Linked DNA regions of Mus musculus: region 2 is linked to region 1. Evidence: chromatin loops called from intact Hi-C (ENCODE). Cell type or tissue: left cerebral cortex. All regions are shown on one strand. Links, peaks and the distances in the headings refer to the core of each region. The heading gives the core; the rest is flanking DNA.

Region 1 (11,003 bases), core at 2,108-10,107:
TATATAGAAGAGTATCTATTTCAAAAAAAAAAAAAGATTCTTTGATAGCTAACCTGGAGTTTTCTTCAGGAAGCCCGTCCTATTACTTTTAAAGGATACACTAAATAACTCCCTCTCCTCACTGACAGCCGCTCTCTTCAGAGATTTGTAGATTGTTACCATGGCTTTCCCTTCATCGCCATTTAGCTCGGCCATATATATTTAATTCTTTTCATCTTTCATCATAAATCAGTCCCTTCAGCTCTTAAATCAGCTCTCTGCTCTTCTCTGGACTGGCTCCAATTCTCCCAATTCACCTCCAATAACTGATATCTCTTCTGGGAGCTCCAATTTCCTTATATCTTCCTTTACTCTCTCCCTCTCTGCCCCTTTCAGAAATGAAATGAGAAGGGATGGACAGATATGTGAGGTCAAAGGTCACTGCATTCATCTACTTGAAATCCCCCCCAAGTTTCTCTGTAGTACATATCAAGTCCCACGCTGTGTATCTTCTTTCCTGTGGGCTTTCTGGGAAACAGAACCTCCTATCCCACAACATTCTTCTAGATCTCTGACTGTGAGATTATAGAAGCAGACCTCAAAGCACCTACAAACCAGGTTATAAGCCAGAGCGATGGGAAATGTGCTAACATCAGGCAGACCTCTTTGGGGGCTTTCTCAGGAACTGCCCCTCTAAATGGGTTCTCCCGGGAAATGTTTGAGGGTTTGAAGCACCGATCCCATTTATGAATTCACAGGAATCCACAAAGAAAATCACAAGCAGGTCATTCATTACAAAGGCTCTCAAACATCCTTTTGTCCTCTCAGGCAGCCCAAACCACAAACAACACCATGGTTTAGCTTTGGCCTTACTGCCTGCATCCTCATTTTATCATCTCCCTGGTTACGATTCTTCTCAAGTTTAGGAAACTCTTTTCAGTCTGCAACACATGGGCTCCCGAAGGCCACTGACTATAAGGAGCAGCAGAACATGTCCCCACACATAGACCATTAGCCCTATTGCTCCCCTCTTGGCAGGACCATAAGTCCCTTGGTCATTAAGAAAGAAACTGAGTTTGTCCATTTTCCTTGTGTTTAATGGAGTACCCTATGTCACAAAAGAGAAAAAAATTCCATTCTATAACTAAGAGGCTATATGAAAAAGAATAAACTCATCTCCTGCCCCAACATAAGAAGTAGAAAAAATCAACCACAGTGGCAGAATGAAAGCCAGAATTTCCATACCAAGAGATGAATGGAGCCACAGTGATGTGCGCTGCCCCCAACATGGAATATGGTGTGTTACAACACCATGGAAAGGTCTGTGATGGAACCAGTATCTGAGGGATGCTGGGGAGGCAGTGAGGCAAGAGGCCAGTCTTGTGTGCCTAGCTGCCTAGCCACAGACAGGACCTGCCCTCAGAGACAAGAGAGCCCATCTTGTTCAAGTATGGCGACCACGGAGCCTGAAGTGCTCTTCAACAAGCTGTCTGTCTCTCTGGAGGTCACAGAGAGCTCATCCATTTACACTTAGTGTCTTATTTGATCCCATCAATAACCATTTGATCCCAATCCTGTTGGGAAAAAAAAATATGCCTGGCCAAAATTTCTGGCCTTTTAATGGCAGAATCCTGGCTCTTTCTGAAGCCAGCATTTCTATGTGTGTCAAATGATGCATAAGGATTGGCCCCGCTGCCAAATGGACCGAGCTCCTCAGGGAGGACTTGGGAAGCTCATACTTCCTTGTAACCAGTAGCAGACCAGCGCTTGGGAGACAGTCCTTTCTCCATGAAGCTCCCCCTGAGCACAGTTTGATTTCTGCACACAGGGCTCAACTACAGTAGTATGTTCTTCGAATGCGGTCTGTGACTCAGATATCCACTGATAGTTTCTTAGCAGCCTGTCTATAGTTGGTAAGTTTGGGGCTCGAAAATGATCCTCTTTGACATCAAACATGTGACAACAGTTGATATAGACTGCTGGGGCATATGGTCATATCACAAGAGGTGATGAGGAAGCCCCAACAGTGCTCAAAGACATGAACGTGAAAGAAAATTTGTCTTTCCAGAGAAGTCATTTTACATCCATTACAGAAGCCCTGAACGCTAAAAGAGGTTTCATGTATAAACCGCAAAAGCCACAATACTGTTACAGCCCAGCTGTTCTTTACAAAAGTGTCCTTAGTGAGACAACAGTTTCATTGTTTCGTGTCATTTATTTCACTGAAGGCACTGCCAAGCTCATCAGACCCTGCCTTTCACTAGGCACAATACAAATTCCAGCACTGATCATAAGGGGCTTGTTTGAAGTGGCACCGATGTCACCCATGCCCGTGCTGAAATACAAATCCACATTCTGTTTCCCTGGAGGACCACATGCCAGTATAGTTTCTGTGCAATGACAGAGGAGTCTCAGCTTCTCGGTAGCTCTGCTACAGGGGAGCACTGACTCTGTGTGTGTGTGTGTGTGTGTGTGTGTGTGTGTGTGTGTGTGTGTGTGTGTGTGTGTGTGTGTAAGCAAGGGAGAAGCTGTACCTCTACAATGGACCCTATTCGATGCTTTTCATCCAATTAATACTAAACATTAGTAACCAGTGGAGCATAAGAACTCCATCTATTTCTGATGATGAGGACGTAGAAAAGAAGCTAGGTTTGTTCAATGAAATCAGTGTGGGCTTCTTTTTAAAAGCATGATTTCTCTTTCTGCGGTTTTTCTCATTCATTTACATTGCATATTTAATTCATTCACAAGTCCTTCCCCTCACGGTCTTCTGAGAGACACACTCATTCAAAACCACCTGGCTTGCCATTCAAAAGACACTACTGCAGAGTTAGAAGTAAATGCTTGCACATACAGCCCCTAATGCGGTGAATTTTGGAAGAAATGGGGGAAGTAAATGAAACAGAAACCTCACTCCAGGAGCCTCCAGCAATGAGAGCCTGCCAGAGCTCTCATCCAGAGCAGCTGCTACACACATGCAAGCTAAGACTCCCAGGGCAAACAAAGGGGGAGGCAGGAAAGGCAACTGTCTTGCTTCTCCCCCCGAAGCAAAGTAACCTCAACAGTTTTCATCCCATTCCCTACAACTCTCCTGCCCCTGTTCCTTAGTTCCTCTGGGACTTTCCTGGGACATCTGAGAACATCGAGAGTCTGAGTGTGTAAACAGTCTGGAGGTGGGAGTCCAATGTGGCAGAATGAATAATTAAGGAAAAGAGAACCTCTGGGTTAGCCAGCACTGGAGAGGAGGGACAGGGACAGGCAGTTGGCTGAGACTCAGTATTAAGGGGAATTCTCTATTCTCTGGGAAATTCGACCACATTCTCCAAATAGGTGGTCGTCTAGAAGAGAAACAAGAGTCAAGAAAAAAAGAGCAATAGTGTGAGGTCCCGTAACTTGGAACTCGGGCGTTATAGGGACGTTTCAGCCATTCTCAGAGCTCAGGAAGGAGGGCATCCAATTATGATCCAGTGGGATCGTGTGTAAGTCAGTGGAAGGCATTCTGCCAACACTGGAAAACTTTTCTCCCAACTTGGTTGCTAGAGAGAGAGAGAGAAGGTTCTATTGGGAAGTTACTATGTTTAAGCACATAAAAAGAAACCACGGGTCTAAGTTCAAGTACGATGAAAAGGGGGCTAGAAGAATAAGAGTTAGTTAGCAGTGTCTACATGTCGTATAACTAAAAATGCAAATCCCAACACACTCTAGTGGGAGCTGCTCACCCGTCCCGAAGATCTGGAAGAGAAGGCGGGGCTGGGAGGCTCGGATCGCACTGGATAGCCTTCCCTCCCTGCCCACTTCCGATGCCTTCTTCTCAGGCATCAGGCGGATCCTCAGCCTCCCTTCGCCGTGGAGAATCCACCAGCTGAACAGCTCGCTGAGGTTGAACTGGAGTATCCCCACAGCCGCTACCTCCTCTGGGGGACCAATACAGCCTTCAAGAATCGTCTCCTCGCCCAGCTCCAGCACCAGCTGTTTGGCACGCCTGAGCTTGCGCACCGAGCCTCCCTTCAGCACCCTGGACAGCGTCGGACCCGCCTCGGGACTAGGAGAACTGGCTCCATCTGCCCAGGAGATTCCAGGCAGTGGCCCCAGCAGCCTGAGCAGAGGCTCACAATCCAGGGCCAGTGATCCCCGCGCCTCCAGCCCGCCAGCCTCGGGCTCCGAGGGGGACCGTGGCTGCGGTAGCAGCAGGTCTCGGGCATAGACGCGGAAGAGCGAGGGTACAACGAAGTCCACTGCCAGACTCTTCCTCTGCAGGCGCGAATAACTGAGCGGCTCCCGGGGCTGCAGAGGAGGCCCTGAGGCTGGGGAACCCGCGCGCTGATCGGTTGCAGCTCCGGAGTACGAGGCTGCTGCCAAAAGCAGTGGAGGCAGCAGCCACAGGAACCCAGCAGCTCCCATCCCGCTGGAGGGCGAGTTTACACTAGTCTCCCTTCCCTTGCTGGTCCAGCCTCGCCCTTCACTCTCCCCCAAACAGGAAAGGGCTCCAAATAGTCCTTGGTCCTGAATGGCTCCTTCCACTAGATCTCAGGGACTGTGTGTACACTATAGAGCGCCCTTGCTTTTCCCAAGCTACAAGGAGGCGAGAAGGGTTCTCAGCAAAACGGAAGACAAAGTCAGGGGGTAGTTCGGAGACAGTGAGACACCCTGGGCTCAACAGCTGGATCCTGCGCCTCTCGCCGTGCTGCGCCCCATTTGTAGAGGCCTTTGCTCAGGGACCAGGGAGGTGGCAATTAGGTACCGTTCAAGGAGCCCTCGGCGACCAGAGCTCTCCTCTTAGCTTCCAATCTTCTGCAACTTTCCAGGCTGTGAACCGTGGCTCCGAGTCGGTCACTGTCTTGCCCACGTCCTCCGCTCCTGTCACCTCCTCTGCGCTCCTTCCCAGGTCTAGGCAAGGACCACCGGAGGGGGCTGCTTTCTAGCGCCCCCTCAAGTGACCTCCGCTGCAGGAAGTCTTCGGATCGATCACCCTGCCCGCTGAACTTCTGGGCGTGAACACGAGCTCTGCGTTGCGGAGAGGAGGCTCCCGCTGCCTCCACGCGCGCAAGTTTGCAGCGTCCTTGCCGTCACCGACGTCTTGGTTCCTCGGAGTTCACTCCCAAGCACCCGGGCGGCCCTGGCCGCTGGCGACTAGTGAAAACATTCCGGGCAGAGGAGCCCGCAATGTAGCCAGCCCCCTCCTCACCTACCAGCAGCGCCCGCGGTTTTGTTGACTGGCCAGGGGGCGAACGGAAAACGTCTTACTGCCCCCCCGAGAACCGCTGGACAGAAGCAGCGGGAGGTGCCAGTTGCCACCGCTGCTGCCGCCCCCAGAGCCGCTGGATCGCATCTGCCTGGGCGCCCGCCACTTGCAGCTGGCAGTGCCGCGAGCGCGCGCCGAAGGGGGGCGGGGCCTCCGCGAGGGGCGGGGCTCTAGAGCGAACTCAGCGCAGCCGCCCAGCCCACGCAGCCGGCCCCGCCCCCTTCCAAGCCCGCCGGCCAATGCCGCTGCGAGATCTGCTCCTATGCAAATCTGCAGAGGCCTCAGTATTCATTGAGAAAAGCACCAAGCCCGCCCCGCCTCCCGCTGCTGGTGCCTGTTCCTTCCTCCAGATTGCCTGCCCTATTTCTCCGCTGTGCGAACAAGAGAGTATTTTGGATAAATGGGAAAACTGGAAGCGATCGTTGCAACCAAACACTCTGTCTAATTATACATTTAACAGATTAAATGTGTCCGACTTCAGAGGAGCAGGTTCCGGAATAAATCTGGAGGCAAAGAAAAACCAGAAGGAGGCAGGGGTAGCGAGGCCCTGCAAGATTCAAGAGCCTTGGAGCCTTGAAAGGGAACCTTCTCCAACACTCCTGTTATTTGAAAGCATTCCTGAGAGCCTGAGTTGTTCTTCTTCGGCTTTAGCCGCAACAAATGCTGTCAGACCTGTCAGCCACTTGGTTTTCTCATAATGGTGTCTGCACAGGTTTCCAGACAGAAACTGGGGATGAAACTCAGAGCCTTCTATAAGACAAGCGAACGCTCTGCCGCTGAGCAACCACCCCACCACGACACTATTTGTTTATTCACTTTTTTTATTTTGGCCTTTTTTGAAATACGACCTCGTTTTTGTAGCCCAGGCTGGGCTTGAACTCACTACACTGCCTAGACTGACTAGGAACTCTTGGAAATCCTGTTCCGGCTTTTCAAGTGCTGGGATTTGGGATTACAAGCATAAACCACCACACATGAGACGGATATTTTTAATTCCAGTTCTGGATCATTTGCTCATGTGAGACTTCCAAGCCCACCCTCCAGTCCTCTTGACTGCTACTTTGCCCTAGCGGTCCATGAGTAGCAGGCCAGAGGCTATGGATATGACTCTGTGGAAGAAGGTTGTGTGGGGCGGTGGCACACACACTCAAGGCCTTCTATTTATTCACTTACTTAAAATGCCAGGTTCTCCCTCCAGTCTCCTTTTCTTTCAGATAATGGCTGTGTGTCACCAGAAGCCCAGATAAGGGTAAGTTTTAGTTCACACAAATTTCTCAGTCCCTTCTCTCCAAGGCTGACTGTCTCACTCATGCTAGCTCTCCCAGTGTCCCAGTACATTGTCCAGTGGACCCTCCCTCACCCAGCTCTAAGAGATGCAGTATCTTGCTCACTGCCCCACATGCGAGAACAGCCAAGTGGAGACCCTGCTCCTTTAAGGCCAGGGTCTTTCCCATAACTGTGCTGTCATGATGAGCAGTGAAACCCTAAAGACAAAACCAACCAATCAAACAAACAAACAACACTACTTCTCAGTGAACGTCTGGCTTTCAGCCGTATATGTGAAATACTCATATGTAGCCAACTTAATTGTTTAAGGGATGAGATTTGAAAAAAAGAGAATTAAAAAAAAATGCTCCTATCTTGGGGAAGGAAGAAGACCATGGAGTTAATTATTTTCATAGTATGTTTGGGTTCTCATCAAATTTTCTGCTGTGAAAACCCTCAGGAAAAAAATCTTTCTATCTAAAACGTGAAAAGGATCAAAACACTAGCCCCTTCACACCCCTGTTCCATGTCTTTCCTGTCTGTATAACTCTTGTTCAAAGGCGAATTGACTCTTAATCTGTCAAGGACTGTGAATAGGCCTCTGAAACCAGTGGCCACTAGGGGGCAGCAGAGACTAGAAACTCAACCTGGATTAGCCATCAAGGTTCTGAACGCCCTGCCAAGGAGCCCTTAACTTGCTTTTGTATCTCATGGAGGGAGCATGTGTGTGTGTGTGTGGGGGGGGGGGGGTGTCTCAATTAACTCTCATGCCTTATTAACTCTCTCACTTCTCCCAAGGAGAAACACGTGCCTTTCCCTGAAGATTAAATTATACTAACTCAAAAATGACCATGTCCCCTATTTGCTTGGTAATTTTTTGGCTATTGATAATTTATCAGACACCAAGCATCTGCGTCTACAAATGTGTATGTGTGTGCATGTGTGTCTCACATCACACAAGTAGCCTTTTGGGAGGACATAGCAATTACTAATATTTCCATGAGAGGAGGAACAGTTAAGTCTCAGAGAGGCAAAATAAATTGCCCAAGATCAAACAGCAAATAAATAACAATGTTAGAATTCAAACTAGTGATTCTTTTTCTCAAAACAAAAATCATACATCCCATTGAGACAAATTAGGCCTTCTCATCGGGACAACTATAATTTTGACATTGTTATCCTATGACATCACCATGGAGAGGTGAGGTTACAGGGAAGTGGAATTTAGAAGAAACAGGGGAAATAGAGACAAAATATGTGAGCGCTGAAAGCTAGCATGCCTTGTGTACACAGTGTGAGTCCAGTATGCTTCAAAATAATCCTCGGTTAGTATTGAGAATAATGGGGTAGGGAGTATGGCTTGGTGGCGTAGACCTTGCTTAGCATGCATAAGACAGGAGGTTCAATTCTCAACGTTGAAAAGATATTCTCGGTAATACTGTACTGTGGGGGAAGGGGTTATAGGTCTCTATTTACGGAGGGCAAATAAAAACTGAATTAGAGTCACTCCTCATTGGATCTATTCTGGTGTCAAGATTTATCACCTGAGTTGACCTAGATATCTGAGTCCAGGACCTTCATTAACAATAGAAGGTAAATGGGGAGGGATGCACTGATGGACAGTGATGTGTGGGCAGAGGAAACGAAGAAGCTGAAAGGGCAAGGACGAGTGACACAGGAGGGTGAGGATGGCAAAGAGGACAGGTACAGATACTAGAAGATCTGAAGAGACGATAAAAATGTTGGGTTGCTGGGGTCACCTTGCACACAACTCTGGCGGTTAAGTAAAGAAGAGCCTTTTCATGGAATTCCCAATTTTTCTATACAAAGAAATGGACAACTCGGTTGGGGTAGGCTTTGAGTTCTCTATAAGGAAGGCAATTAACAGCAGCATTTTAGATCCAGGTGGTATAATTTCAGTAAACATATCTCATGAGTGTAAAATCTGACTGGGACCTATAGACCTTGGACATCCGTTTAGTCAATGAATATCTCCTGAGTACCTAGTGTATACAGGCTGATGCCTGTATTGTGCAATGTCACTTTGAAGAAGATACATTGAGTCCCTCATCCCTAGATGCTCACATTCCCACGGGAAGAGAATACAATAAGGATGTGCGATGAAGGATGGTTTGGTGTGGGGGTTGGGATATTGCAATAGATCTAGCTAACTGGTTAGAGAAGGGATCTCTGACAGGATGTCCTCATTTGTTGGGCGGGATAATCTCCCAGAGATTGTAAAGGAGAAAGGTCTCAGGAAATCAAGTGTGTGAGACGAGAACGTGCTGACACATCCAAAAGGCAGAACAAAGAACAAAACCAGTAGGGTTAGAAAACAGTAAATGAAAGACATGGCCTGGAGGGGTGAGCCACACACGGTCCACTTCCTTGAGGGTTTTGGAGAACACGGTAATAAAGAAAGCTGACTTCTGACTGCTGTTGGAGGACACTGAGAGGTTGAATTGCTGAGTAATTAAATAAAGATATAAGAGTTGGAGGGAGACTTGGGAAGAAAAGGGAGGCCGAGGTGGGGGATCAGATAAGTTGGAGTTATGTGGGTGAATATGGTCAAACTTCATTATAGGCATATATGAAATTGTCAAAGAATAAACCTTTAAAATAAGGAATTGGGACCCTGAGGACATCTCCAAATAAAGCAAGCGAATTGTGTTCAGGAAAGCCGGAGTCACAGCTCTCCTCTTTAGAGATTGTAGGACCTTGAGAAGCCTTGATTTAGCTGTGCTCCTAGTAAATTAGGAAAGGAGATGGCATGGTCTTTAATATGCCAGTCAAGAAGTCCATGAGGAAGTCTTCAAATGACCCAACAGTCTCATCCTATACCAAGGAAAAGGGTTGGCAGATACTAGGAGACTAAGTTTCCAAAGGAAGGAGAAATAAGATGAATGTAATACTGAATGAAAGGGGGAGGGCAAAGATTTATCTAAGAGTATGTCTTAGCCCATAGACAATCCTCAACCCTACTTCTGTAGCTTGCTAAGCTATCATCTAATATTCATTATGGTCAATGGTAAGAAACGTCATTAAGTATCAATGCAATCAATATTTACTAAGTATCTACTCTGTGCTTCTCTTGGCATGATGTGCAGAGGAACGGTACTTTGGCAAATAAAAGTTCAGAATCTAGGGCTGAGATGGCTCAGTTAATAAAGTGCTTGCCAGGTAGGCATAATGACCTGACTCTAGGAGCCCAGAAGTCAGGTAACATGTTACGCCCCTGTAACCCCAGCCCCAAGAAAGTGTCCACAGAAAGAAGCCAGGGGCTTTCTGGCTAGCCAGTCTACCAAATTTGTGATCTCCGGCTTTAGTGAGAGATTGTATCTCAAAAAACTAAGTAGAAAGTAGTCAAGGGAGACACCTATGTTGATTTCTGGCCTCTACATACACATGTACAAATGAACATATACAAGCCTAGGTTCCTACCAAACCAAAACCTTAAATTTACATTACCAGAATATTAAGTTCAATCCATGCCTATGCCACAACTAAACAGAAATCATAAAAATAGAAAACATGGGAGGAAAATAATAAAAACTGCACCACCTGGAATGAAAATCACCCTTCATCAGAGATGACTTTAATCGGATTTGATCCTCCCCCCACAAACACCTAAATCTCAGTAGCTGAAAAACAATGAAATACATTGGGACTGTGTGACTCATCAGTCACATAGGAATCCAGGCTGATGGGGCAGCCACTACTATACAGCTGTGGAAGGTCTTGTACCAACAAGCAAATACTCCAACCCATAGATAACATATGTCTTTTGCACGCGCACACACACACACATACACACACACACCACCCTAACCTATATGAAGCAGCCAGTGCTGTGAAGAGTCAGAAATATCTACCTAGCAAATATCCTTACTGATCCCCTTAGAAAGGTAAGACTTGAAAGTTGTATGAAGAAGACTAATATAGACTAAAAAGAGGTCCATAGGCCAGAGCCATCTGGAGAAGAAAAATGCCCTTAATTAATTCACTGTGAATCCACAGCCAATCTAAAGAGCCCAACCACCATTGCAGAGTGCTGCTTCTCAAATATGCTTGCTGCCTTGCCCACATCACCGTGGTCTCTACCACGGTAGCACATAAGAGGTGACACAGGCAAAGAGAAAGCCTTTTCCAAATACCAGAGGAATAGCACTCTCCTGGAAACTACAAACAACCCTACATCTACAGAAGAGAAGAGAAACAAGGAGATAAAAGCAAACAGCAGTCACTGTACCTCTCACAATAATCCATGTGTTCTCAGAAGCCCAACACATTAGGGAAGAAGGGCACAGGCTATTATTGTAACTCCCGAACGAAAGCCGGCTTTATCACTTCCTCCTATCCTGATGTGCTTTTGCCTTCTTAAAATGTCTGTTTTGGTTGAGGAAGATGAAAGAGAAACCTTTGGGGGTAATTTGGTTATCAACGTAACTTTCTTGAGAGTCTTTCAAAGAGCCCTCAAACCAATACACAGCATCCTTCTATTTACCTTTCTCTGATT
Region 2 (11,003 bases), core at 2,025-10,024, 640 kb before region 1:
ATTATGGAGATTGTGGACATGCTGGCTGATCTGGGCCCAGAGCAGCTAATGAGGGAGTTGGGCTCTCAAGTGACACTGATAGATGCCCATAGAAGAGAGCTGCAGTGCTTGGCTGCCGCTTCTTCCTTCCTTCTCTTCTTTTTCTTCCTTCCTCCTCTTCTTCTTCCTTCTTCCTCCTCTTCTTCCTTCCTCCTCTTCTTCTTCATTCTTCCTCCTCTTCTTCCTTCCTCCTCCTCCTCTTCTTCCTCCTCCTCTTCTTCCTCCTCCTCTTCTTCATTCCTATTTTCTTCCTTCTCCTCCTCTTCTTCCTTTCTCCTCTTTTTCTTCCTCCTCCTCTTCTTCCTCCTCCTCTTTTCCCTCCTCCTCCTCTTTCCATTCCTCATTTTCTTCCTTTCCTCTTCCTCCTCTCCCCCTCCTGCTCTCCTACCTCTCCTCCCCCCCTCATTTTAATGAACTTCTATCTTATGTGGGCACACAGCTAGACTGCATTTCCCAGCATCCTTGAGGGATCTATTCTGAGGTGTGAATGTTTCATTCCCCAAATTTTATGATGCGGCAAATTCTAGTCAATAGAAAGTGAGAAGTAATAATACATCAAAATCTTCAAATGCCTCTCTCCATGCTCTCCCTACACTGCTAGCCAAATGCAAAGGAGTCCAAGGCAGGAGTGCAGGCCTGAGCCACAGTGGAAGGGGTGTAAGTTCTTGAACTCACCAGGCACACCCATGTTTGATTTTATCTGAGAAAGAAATGAATTTCATTTCTGGGAACTGAAGGGATACTGTTATTTCAGGTGTTGCTATCCCAATCAACAAACAGCAGTACTTCTAAGGTACCCAGGATTTGTTTAGTACACTTGGCATTGGTGGTTGGTGACTAACCAGCTCATGGTGATGGAAAGACTCTGCCCTTTGCTGGCTGCAGGAGACCATCGAACTCTTCTCCTTTAGCTGCAACCTTTACCTAACTACACACTCTGGCTATGTTGTAGGCAACCTGGTGAGCCAGGCAGGGTACATTGAGGGAGAATAGTTTAATATGCTCGGGCAAAGATATGACTGTTCTCATGCCTGTGTGCTGTATACAAGGCTCTGGACTCATTATGGAAACTTGGTCCCTCCTTTTATCCTTTGATGTTACCTGTCTGCTGACTACAGGTCTATATCTTTGTCTGGATGATCAGTGTGGCTGTCTGGTTACACCCAGGCCACATTTGGTTTGCTCCACCAGGTCAGTTTTTTTTTTTTTTTTTTGGCTTAGTCCTTGAGTGACTCGGCTCTGCAGGTGTTGCCTGACCACCTTGTGGTTGACAACTGCTCTACAGGGCTTTCAGGTGGCTCAAACAGAGACTCTATAACATGGTTCTATAATAGCAGTTTTTTTCCCCTGCAAGACAACAGTGCTGCCTATTATCCTGGAGATTCTAGAAGTCACTTCTTGACTCTGATAGCAGGCATTTGAAAGACACTGTATTCTGAATGTGTTGATCTTGATGTCTTTCTCAGCCATTTTCCACATTATGAAATAAGGCCTCTGACCTGGATCCTTCTGATTTTAGCTAGAATGACTAGCCAGCACGAGCCAGGAATCTTCCTGTCTCTGTCTCCAGTTGCTGTGGTCAGTTTGTTTGTTTGTTTGTTTGCTTTTGTTTGGACAGGGTAATTGTGTAATGCTAGCTGGCCTGGAACTCACTATGTAAATCAGGTTGGACTTGAACTCACAGAGATCCACCTGCCTCTGCCAACTGAGAAGAGCTGGGATTAAAAACATGTGCCACCAAGCCTAGCTTGGCTTTTGGTTTTTAAACCTTGGTTCTGAGGCATCAAACTCACGTCTTTATGCTTGCATATAAGCACTTTACACACTGAATCATCTCTCCATCAGCTACTCTTAAAATATATAAGATATTATGGGCCTCAGGGGGTTATGAAGCAAAGAAGAAAAACCTAAACAACTAGCTTGAAATGTGTAAGAAATATGGTCTAAAAATAACTCAGAACCAAAATATTTTGTCAGTCACAAGGCCTAGCATGTTTAAGATTCCTACCTCTTGTCACACACTGTATTGTATTTCCTCAGGCAGGGCCTAGAAAGCAGAGTGGCCTAAGGGTTAAGGGAAAAATCATTTAACCTCTTTAGCACTCAGATTTCTCATATATAAAGGGAGTTAATTATAGTTTCTATCCCAAGGGACTCTTTGAAGGATGAAAGCAGATAGTGCGGCTAAGTACTCGTTACAGTGATTGGCCAGCAGTGAGCACTCAACATGCGTTAGTTCTGACCTGCATTTGAAACTCATTCATGGCTGCACCAGGAAGCTGTGATGCAATTTGTGAAAAAATACAAGTTAAACATAACACTTCCAGAAGCAGGGGATGTCTAGACCCATGAACCCAGGATTGCCTGTAGTGTTTGGTGTATATACTTCTCTACACAGACAACAATGAAGAAAGTGCCCCGCTAAGTCTTTCCTGAGGGCAGAAAGATGCTCCAGGAAGGGAGGCTACTGCTATCCATAGTCTTCCTGGATAAAGTAGGGATGCCGAGGACGACAGCCAAAAGTTGAACAGGGGAGAAAAAGCATTTCTGGCATTTTTGGTATGAATGCATGAGGACATAACTCTCAGTTTAACCGAACTCGTTTGGAAGATGCATTTGCGAGGCATCTCACTTGCCGTTTAGGACAAAGGATGCAAAGGGAAACAGGAAACCTAAATATCTCCAGAGGGAACATTTTTTTTTGTTAGACTTTGTATACAGCATACAGCTAAAAGCCTTCCTAACGACGGTGCTGGGGAGTCGAGCTTGCGCAGGTGTGATAAGTTGTGTGCTTTCTATTTGACTGTGCGATTGGGGCGATTTGCGTGACGAGATTTGATCCATGGTTATCTCGCAGTCTCTCGCAGAGAGAGCCTGAGTGGCAGCCTCTATGCTGTAAGTGTGTCAAGGCTTAGGGCAGTGGGAAACACTGCTGTTAGTAAGGGAGATGATAATGGAGAGGAAACCCAGAATTATATCCCTGAAAGAGAATGAATGGTGATGACAATAAGGAGAGAGAACTTGCTTTTCGTCCATTTTTGAAGAAAGGTAAAATTAATTCCAGAAGAGATAATGGCAGTCACACTCGAGGAGGGAGAAGAGGTGGGTGGAGGACAGAAAAAAAGAAAGGAGCCATATTTACTCATGATAGATGTCTGAGCACGACAAAGCCTTTAAACACATTTGAATTAGTGCTGTCCTTCAAAGTTGCCATGAGAGCACGTATCTGTATTCCAGGGATGTTGCCCATGACATGCCGAGCACTGCTCACGCCACGCCGGGCACGGCTCTGGAGATTCTTTTTCCTAGTTCATCTTTGCAGTCTGGTTGTAGAGTGATGGTAATTCCATAATGATGACAGATGATGACGTTACTTCTATCAGTTTACATGGTTGTGAATGGACAGAAGAGATGCCATTCATGGACACACAGCTTCTGGCTGCCAGCCTTTTAATGGGCACATGGCACAGTCACTGAGATACTGCTGCGGCGTGGGAGCAATCTGACTGCAGTTCTTTGGTCTCCACGCTCAGCTCAAGCTCCCAACTCACAGGCGCCGGGGGGAGGGGGGTGGCACACGGTTAAGATCAAAGTCTTTCTCATAAAGTGGTTTTGACAGGACAGTGACCACACACAAAGAAAGCACAGGCACCAGGCGAGTCCCCAAAGAGGGTCTCCCTGTCACAAGAGTAACAAATGCTGTTTTGGTTTTTCTGACAGGACACAGGCGCTGCTTTGAAATATGGAACTCTTTGTGGTCGCGTTTATTATAAAGTGGTCTCGTCTGTTTTGCTAGACACAGGTTGGACAGAAGAGGGGTAACTGGAGGGATTCCAATGGTGAATTCTCAGCTCATTCAGCTGCTGTTTTGAGGTATATAGTCAATTTTTCTCAAGACATATTCTGGCAACATAGATTTATTGAGCTTTTCATGTTAGGCACGCTACTAGGTTCAGAAAGCAGTGGCATATAAGATAGGGACATGATCTCTGCCCTGTGTACCAATTCAAATATTTAAAAAAAAAACCCATTAAAAATGAAAGAAAAGGCACATGTTTGCCTCAAGAGCCTCAAGGACACATTGTGGGCACACAGATAGCCCAGGATGGAGGGAAGACTTCTTTAAACAGTGAGCGAGGAGTGGTATTTACAAGTGTGGATGGCAAAGGAAGAATATTAATGTGCAGAAACTTGAAAATGCAAAAGCTTGAGGTAAGGAGTTTTGGCTTGGTAAGGAACTTTGGCATGGTACCACCGAGTGAGAGGAGTCTAGGCAGAGGAGGAGAATGAATGGTATGAGATACTGAAGCTGAGGTTGGACACATCACACATAACCTTAAAGAAAGGTCTTATTGGAGAACATAGGGAATGCCCTAAAAGCCCCAGGAAGCCAGGGACATGAATAGACTTGTGTTTAAAAGAATTGCTCATGGGCGGTCCAGAGGTTATGGGGAATCTTATCTATGATAGGATCTTTGAAAAGAGTACTTCCTGACTGTACAGGTTGGAGACCCTGGGGGAGCAGAGATGATATAAGGAAGCATGGAGAATAATGTTTCCAACGGCTAAGGTCTATGATGGGGCGCTGACAACGAGGAAGGTGCTGAATGGTGGAGATGTGGGATGAAGGCTGAGGGCATAGACTGCGAATGCCTACCACCGGGGGCTGGGAGAAGGGAGGTGGTTTGCTTCTGTCCTCTGCTCATTTCTCATTTTCTGTTACTTTCTTCCCTAATTGGTTTCTTTCTCTCCTTTAACCTCCCCCTGCCCCCGTTCCACTTTGTGGCAATCCAGGCAGCTGGGGTGGCCTCTCTCCTGGGAGGAGGTCAGAAGAAGTTGCAGGACTTCTACGATTTACGCACTCACAAGAACCTCACCTTTGAGGTTATCATTATCGTTATCATTTCTGAGATGACTATGCCAGACTCCTCTGAGGCACTGTGCAGGTGATGGGGGAAGAGAAGTTTGTCATTTTTAGTAATATTCCTTATTAGCAGCTTTTAGTGTTGAAGCATTTAGTGTGTACCGAGGAGTTCACCACTTTTCTTCCCCAAACCAGAGACAGCTGTATGCCTCCATTTTGCAGAACATGGAAGATCAGTGGCTGGATTTGTACTGTTTGTTCAATAAATTACTTATGAAGCCACTTAGAGGCTAGAATAAAAGATGCTGAAAACCTCCTGACACCCCGTTATGTATAGATTCTTTTGGCGATCCTATTATTTATTCCCATAACAACCTGGTGAAGTACTGCTTACAGGATGGGATGGTGAGACTCGGGGAGTTTCAATAGATGGGATGAGGTTACACCACTAACTAAGCTTGGGACCGTCCACTTGAAAGCCTGCGCTCACTTGGACACGCTGCTGTCCCACTTCCTCTCCGTTGCTGCTATAGTCTAGTTTGAGTTTAGCAAGCGAAACTATCAGACAGTTCACCTGCGCTTCCTCATCTTGTGCCTCCGGTCTGCGTGCCTCCCACACTGCCTCTAGCTTTGAGAACAAGTTGGTGGCTGGCAGGCGTTTTTTTTTTGTGAATGGAGACATTTTCTTCCCCCTGTAATTATGTGTGAATTAGGTCACGGTGCATTGTGAACCAAGCTGGCTTTTGTCTGAATCTTCACTGAGTCCTCAAATGGATGCTTTGGCCTCAGGATCAATATTGGAAATACCAGTCTGCTAGTGACCATCAGTGGGGGGAAGAGGAAGGCTAGGAACAAAGTCTCCTTCAAATGCATCTCCTGCGGAAGGGAGCCAGTGGACTCAACGTCCTCCTTGCTTTAAATCCCCTGGAGTAGCTACGAAACAGAGAACTTGCTGGGTTGAAGAGAGAAGGGGTAACAGTCAGAATTAATTTTACATCTCCCAGGAGGGATGGCTCCAGCACCGCCAGCAAGGTTCCAATCCCTGTGTGTGACTGTCACAGTCCCCAAGGATGAAATACCGGCCTATGGAGGTGGCACTCATACTTTCCCCTTCCTCCACTTTAATTAAATCCATTTGTCCCAGGGTCATTGAGCCTGGGGACATCTATGGGCTCTGATCATCAAGCCACATACATTGGAAGGAGAGGATGGATGCTGTTCTGAGTTAGAAGGGGGTTTCTTCTCTATGACAGGAGAGTTCCCATTAGAAGTGGCAAGGAACAGCATATTATGAGGTTTGAGAGAAGAATTCAAAGCCCAGCTCCACACTTACGAAGCCTCATGACAACAGGCATCACTCTTTGCCCTGCTTTGAGCCTTTGGTCCTTGTATTTCAAAGGTTGGTTCACCAGAATGGTAATTTGAGTATCTCTTGTAAGACTATTGTGAAGACTGCACTAGATGGTAGAGCGTGATGCTTAGCCAATAGCAGGTGGTTTTCCCTTCCAGTCTACCCTGTAGGTGAGATGCCACCCTGCCTTTTGCTATAGGCTATGTCTGTGCCACCTGTGGGATATTCAGTAAAGCACAGCAGAGTGTCACAGACATGCTGCTGTGCCAGGCCATTTTTAACTCAAGCATTGCTTGCTCCAGGCTGACTGCAGGTGGCAGGGTAGTGCCATCCTAGGGAGACAAGTGACAGCTGAACTCCACAGGCTTCGGCTCCAATCCAATGCCCCATGCAGCTGGAGATCTGGTAATCCAGCCATATCCATTTGGAAGTGGGAAGGACTAAACCTGGAAGGAGTCAAGGCTCTTGTCCAAGGTCACAGAGGTTACTGGTAGTAAAGTCTGATAAGAACCAGGGTCCCTGGTAGAAGCTCTTCTCTGGTCAGTGAGGAGTCTGGCATCTCCCTATGTCAACCTGCCTCTGGAGCTGAATCAATAGAGCAGTACCCCCCCCCCCCCCGCCCCCTGGTTCCAGTCTTGGCTCAGAGACAAACTTGTTTTGCTCCTTTGATTTTTTTCAGCTTTTCCTCTTTAAAAGAACGGTGGAGAATAGTGATGGAGCTTCCCCACCCACTAAGGTTTTGTTGTTAACGAGGAAAGAGGAAATGAGAGGAAATAAGAGGAAGTAAGGCAACATCCATCAAGTGAGAGAAAATGCCATAGAGATATGAAACCCGAGCATCATTTGGTAGTAGCTCGAGTGCCTCATTTTCTGCTCTCTCCACAGACAGATCCTGAAGAAAGCCAATCAGGCCAGGTGAGAGCTGCAGGAGATGAGTGTTCATTAGTGCGCCATCCCTTGAAGAATCTCGAGCTCCCGGCAATTGGCAGGAGATGTGCATGTCTCTGTGTGTACATGGGTGTGGTGGTTAATATTGACTGCCAACCTGACAGGATGTAGAACTGCCTAGGAGACAGACCTCTGGACTTGTCAGTGAAAGGATTTTAGATTGGGTTTACTGAGGTGGGAAGACCCAACCTAAAACCATTCAATGGAGCGGTACCATCCAATGGGGCACTACCATCCAAGAGGGCAGTACCATCCAATGGGGAGGAGTCTCAGGCTGAAGTAAAAGAAAGAAGCCAGGCCAACACCAGCTTTTATGGCTCTATGATTACTCATCTCTGATGCAGTGTAACCAGCTGCCTTATGCTTTTGTCATTGTGCTGTCCCTGCTATGATGGCTTAAACCCTCAAACTACGAGCCAAAATAAACCCTTCTGTGATGGTTTGTGTATTCTCTGCCCAGGGAGTGACACTATTAGAAGGTATGGCCCTGTTGGTGTAGGGGTGTCACTGTGGGTATGGGCTTTAAGACCCTCATCCTAAGTGCCTGGAAGTCAGTCTTCCACTAGCCGCCTTCAGATGAAGATGTAGAACTCTCAGCAACTCCTGAACCATGCCTGCCTGGATGCTGCCCTGCTCCCATCTTGATGGTCATGAACTGAACCTCCGAACCTGTACGCCAGCCCCAACTAAATGTTGTCCTTTATAAGACTTGCCTAGGTCATGGTGTCTGTTCACAGCAGTAAAACCCAAACAAAGTCACCTTCCCTCCTTAAGTTGTCAGGTACTTTGTCATAGCAAAGAGAAAAAAACAACCAATCAAACGTCTTAGATAAAGGGCATGGGGGAGTGTGAGACCTTCCCAGGTCAGCACTGTGCCTTGTAGGGTAAAACAAAGCAGGAGGTGGGGTGGGGGGAATGAATAGTAACTCACCTGTCAGTCACATCGAGGAGGGACAGCACTGTATGCTGCCACAGGCTTAAGCCTTCGTCAGTGGCGACATGCCAGACAGTCCGGCTTTGCTCCTTTCCGGTTTTGTTCTCCACCAGCACCAGAGATACGTTTCCTCTCAAAACCCCGCGGATGAGCCAGGACATGCGGAGCTGAGAGAGAGAGAGAGAGAGATGCACACATCAGTTAAAATGTTATTGTACCACGGAAACCTCAAGTATCCTTGCAGCCCCGGCAGAAGCTTAAAGGACTTTGCTGGAGGCTCATCTGAATTGATCCAGCAAAGGCAGCTGATGCCCACAGCCTGATCTTGCTAACAGCTGCCAAAGGACTTTCACTGGAGTTCAAGGATCTGGGCAGGAACCACCATCGAGCAATCCGAAGCTTCATTGAGGCTGATGATATCACCCCAAATTTCAGTGATTCTACCTCTGCACTAGACCAGTAGGGTTATTCAGGCGAGCTTCCTTAAGGATACCCAAAGATTTTTGCCTATGGTCTCAACTCACTATGTGATGTAATAGAGGTGATTTTTTTTCCCATTCAATTTCTTTTGATTTAGGAATAATGGACTTTTGTATTCCTTCTAATAATTACAGGTGTTGTTTGAACAGTGTCAGATCACATGTTAGCTAATGGGAGACTTCCTCTCTCTCTCTCTCTCTCTCTCTCTCTCTCTCTCTCTCTCTCTCTCAGATACACACCTATATATCATGATATCCTAATATAGTTATCTTCCCAAATAAGGATGCTGCTTTGCCAAAAGGAAGCCGAAAGCGTCTGTTTTTGTTGTGTCGTGGGTTTCTATGGCACCATTCCCTAGACATTTGAAAGGAAACAGTAGCTAATAGTAGTCTTTATAAGAAAGTGTAAATGTAGTCATGTTCAGAGGCAGTGCAGGCTACAAACTGAGGTTTAAGATAATAGAGGTTGTGTTTGATCGAGGCAATCTACAAACAACACCTAGCATGTAAAAGAACTCTGCTGTTCAGAGTCTGAAAGAAAAAGGCTCCCGGAGAAAGATGGGCAAACATAGTGTATCCTGAACATGCAGAGCTCTGGTCAGCCATGGTTCTTGGCTCTCGTGGTTTGAAGAGCTAGTTCTCTGTCATGCCCAGCTTCTGTCTCCCAAGCCCTGACTGGTAGCTGCTTTACAATTCAATTGAAGAGGATGGTACCACCATCCATAGTAGCCTGATAATTTATACTGTCCTACCTAGAAACCCCATCTCTAACCAAGCCATAGCTGGATCCTGGGTCCTGATCCGGTGAGTCAAATTTACCGTCACATGTCTCTATCCAGGGGAACAAATACTCACCCCCATTAAAACCTCCCATGGTAGCTGAAGGAATCTACCAATGTTTTTCTGTCTTTACTCAGTTTTCTTGTATGGCTGGATAACACTGATTAGAGGATTTAACCAACTCCACCTTAGGTAATGCTAACCAAACCTACACTATAGGCAATACTTTCTTATAGTCTATGGCATGCAGTGTCCTGCTTGGGACTGTGCCTGACATGTACTCTCCTTTATTTTGCTCCAGAACACTGTGGATTTGGACTTGGAAAGTGGAACTGTTGTTCCTCAGTGCCCTTGGTTGTTGGTACTTACCTCTGTGCATGTGTTGGTACTTTCTCCATTCTGTGGCTGCCCATCCCACCGCCTTCTAGCCCCTGCCCTTTCAATTGATCCCCCCCTTTCCCCTACCACCTTCAATCGCTGTGCCTATAGCTCTTCTGTCCACAAAGAAGATCAGATCCCTCCCACTTTAGGAAAACTAAATGCCTTCTATTTAATTCTTGTGGCTCTTCTGGCTCACAATCTGTTTCTATTCTCCACTTAGATGTTCGCATATCTAGTAACAGGAAGGTAAATGAGTCCCCTTCTTTATTCTCTTTTATGTTAGGAATGGATCCCGAAGCCTTGTACATACTCGGCAAGCACAGTACCACTGAGCTACATCCCCATTCACTCTTCAATGTTTTTCCAACAGGCTTCTATCTTCACTTCTTCATTAATCTAACAACAGAAGTCTCATATTGCCTTTAGAACTTATTCTCTGAAGTACATCCATGGCTCCTAAAGTACCCCTTCCCCTCTCTCTCTCCCTTCTGAAACCTCTTGTGAACTTCTGTCACATTCCGCTGTCATCTGTGACTCGGCTCAAAAGCTTTCAATGGGTTCTTATTCTCCACTGGAAAAAGTCAAGGTAACCATGGTATGGTCCTCTATGATCTAAGGAAATCAGCGTGCTTTCTAGTCAGCAAATACTGATGGAGCAGCCGGGCTGAGTCACAGGTGTTTGACAGATACACAAGAGGTTTCTTCATCTTCTGGCAATATGTTTTAATTCAATCAGGGTTGGGGGAGGGGAAGAGATGAGCTAGAGGGGATAGAGGAGTGAGAAAGGAAACCAGAGAGAAGAGGCAAGAGAGAGAAGACTGGGGTGGGGGCGCGGGGGGGGGTGGTGTTTAAAGAGTTCTTAGTCCCCTCACCTCCACCCCGGGAGGTGCTAAGGCTCCCTTTTGCTTCCAGGCTCCCATATGGTCATCTCCATATTCTGAAATGTTTACTGTGTGTTACTCCGTTTTGACTCACTCCACACAACACTTCCCTGCCCTCATATGGGGATATAAATAGCAAGTTAAGATTTAAACAATGTAACTGACTTTGGTTGTGATGTAGGACCACCCAATAGCCCATAGAAGACACACAAGACAATGCAAGACCCTTGACATTACTAAGACTTTAATCACCAAACCTGTTTGCCCTAACTAGTAAGAGTGATGAGTAAACAGACTGAAAAGAAACCATCAGACAAACCTTGCTTTGAAATGATGAGTTATATTA

What was found. A loop is a pair of places that touch in the nucleus more often than their neighbours do. Peaks named below come from ENCODE experiments on the same cell type or tissue, not always from the same donor. Only the 100,000 strongest peaks of a DNase experiment are listed, where the experiment ranks them.
Region 2: a loop joins it to region 1, with 3 times the contacts of the local background. A loop is called at or near these places in 10 of 42 quality-filtered maps.

Annotation. Positions count from the first base shown.
Region 1 is chr17:72,599,330-72,610,332 of GRCm38, forward strand. Alk (anaplastic lymphoma kinase) reads right to left here and starts at 4,978. Exons shown (of 29, transcript NM_007439.2): 1 at 3,699-4,978. The coding sequence starts at 4,380. In left cerebral cortex, for the core only: CTCF peaks have their summits at 5,591, 5,830 and 7,110 (motif pointing right); DNase peaks (open chromatin) are centred at 2,310, 2,918, 3,932, 4,480 and 2 more places; H3K4me3 peaks cover 2,863 bases.
Region 2 is chr17:71,959,353-71,970,355 of GRCm38, forward strand. It overlaps Alk (anaplastic lymphoma kinase), which reads right to left. Exons shown (of 29, transcript NM_007439.2): 9 at 8,134-8,303. Among named protein-coding and RNA genes, the nearest start is that of Gm41613, 160 kb to the right of the region's middle. In left cerebral cortex, for the core only: a CTCF peak has its summit at 6,568; DNase peaks (open chromatin) are centred at 3,495, 5,421 and 6,579.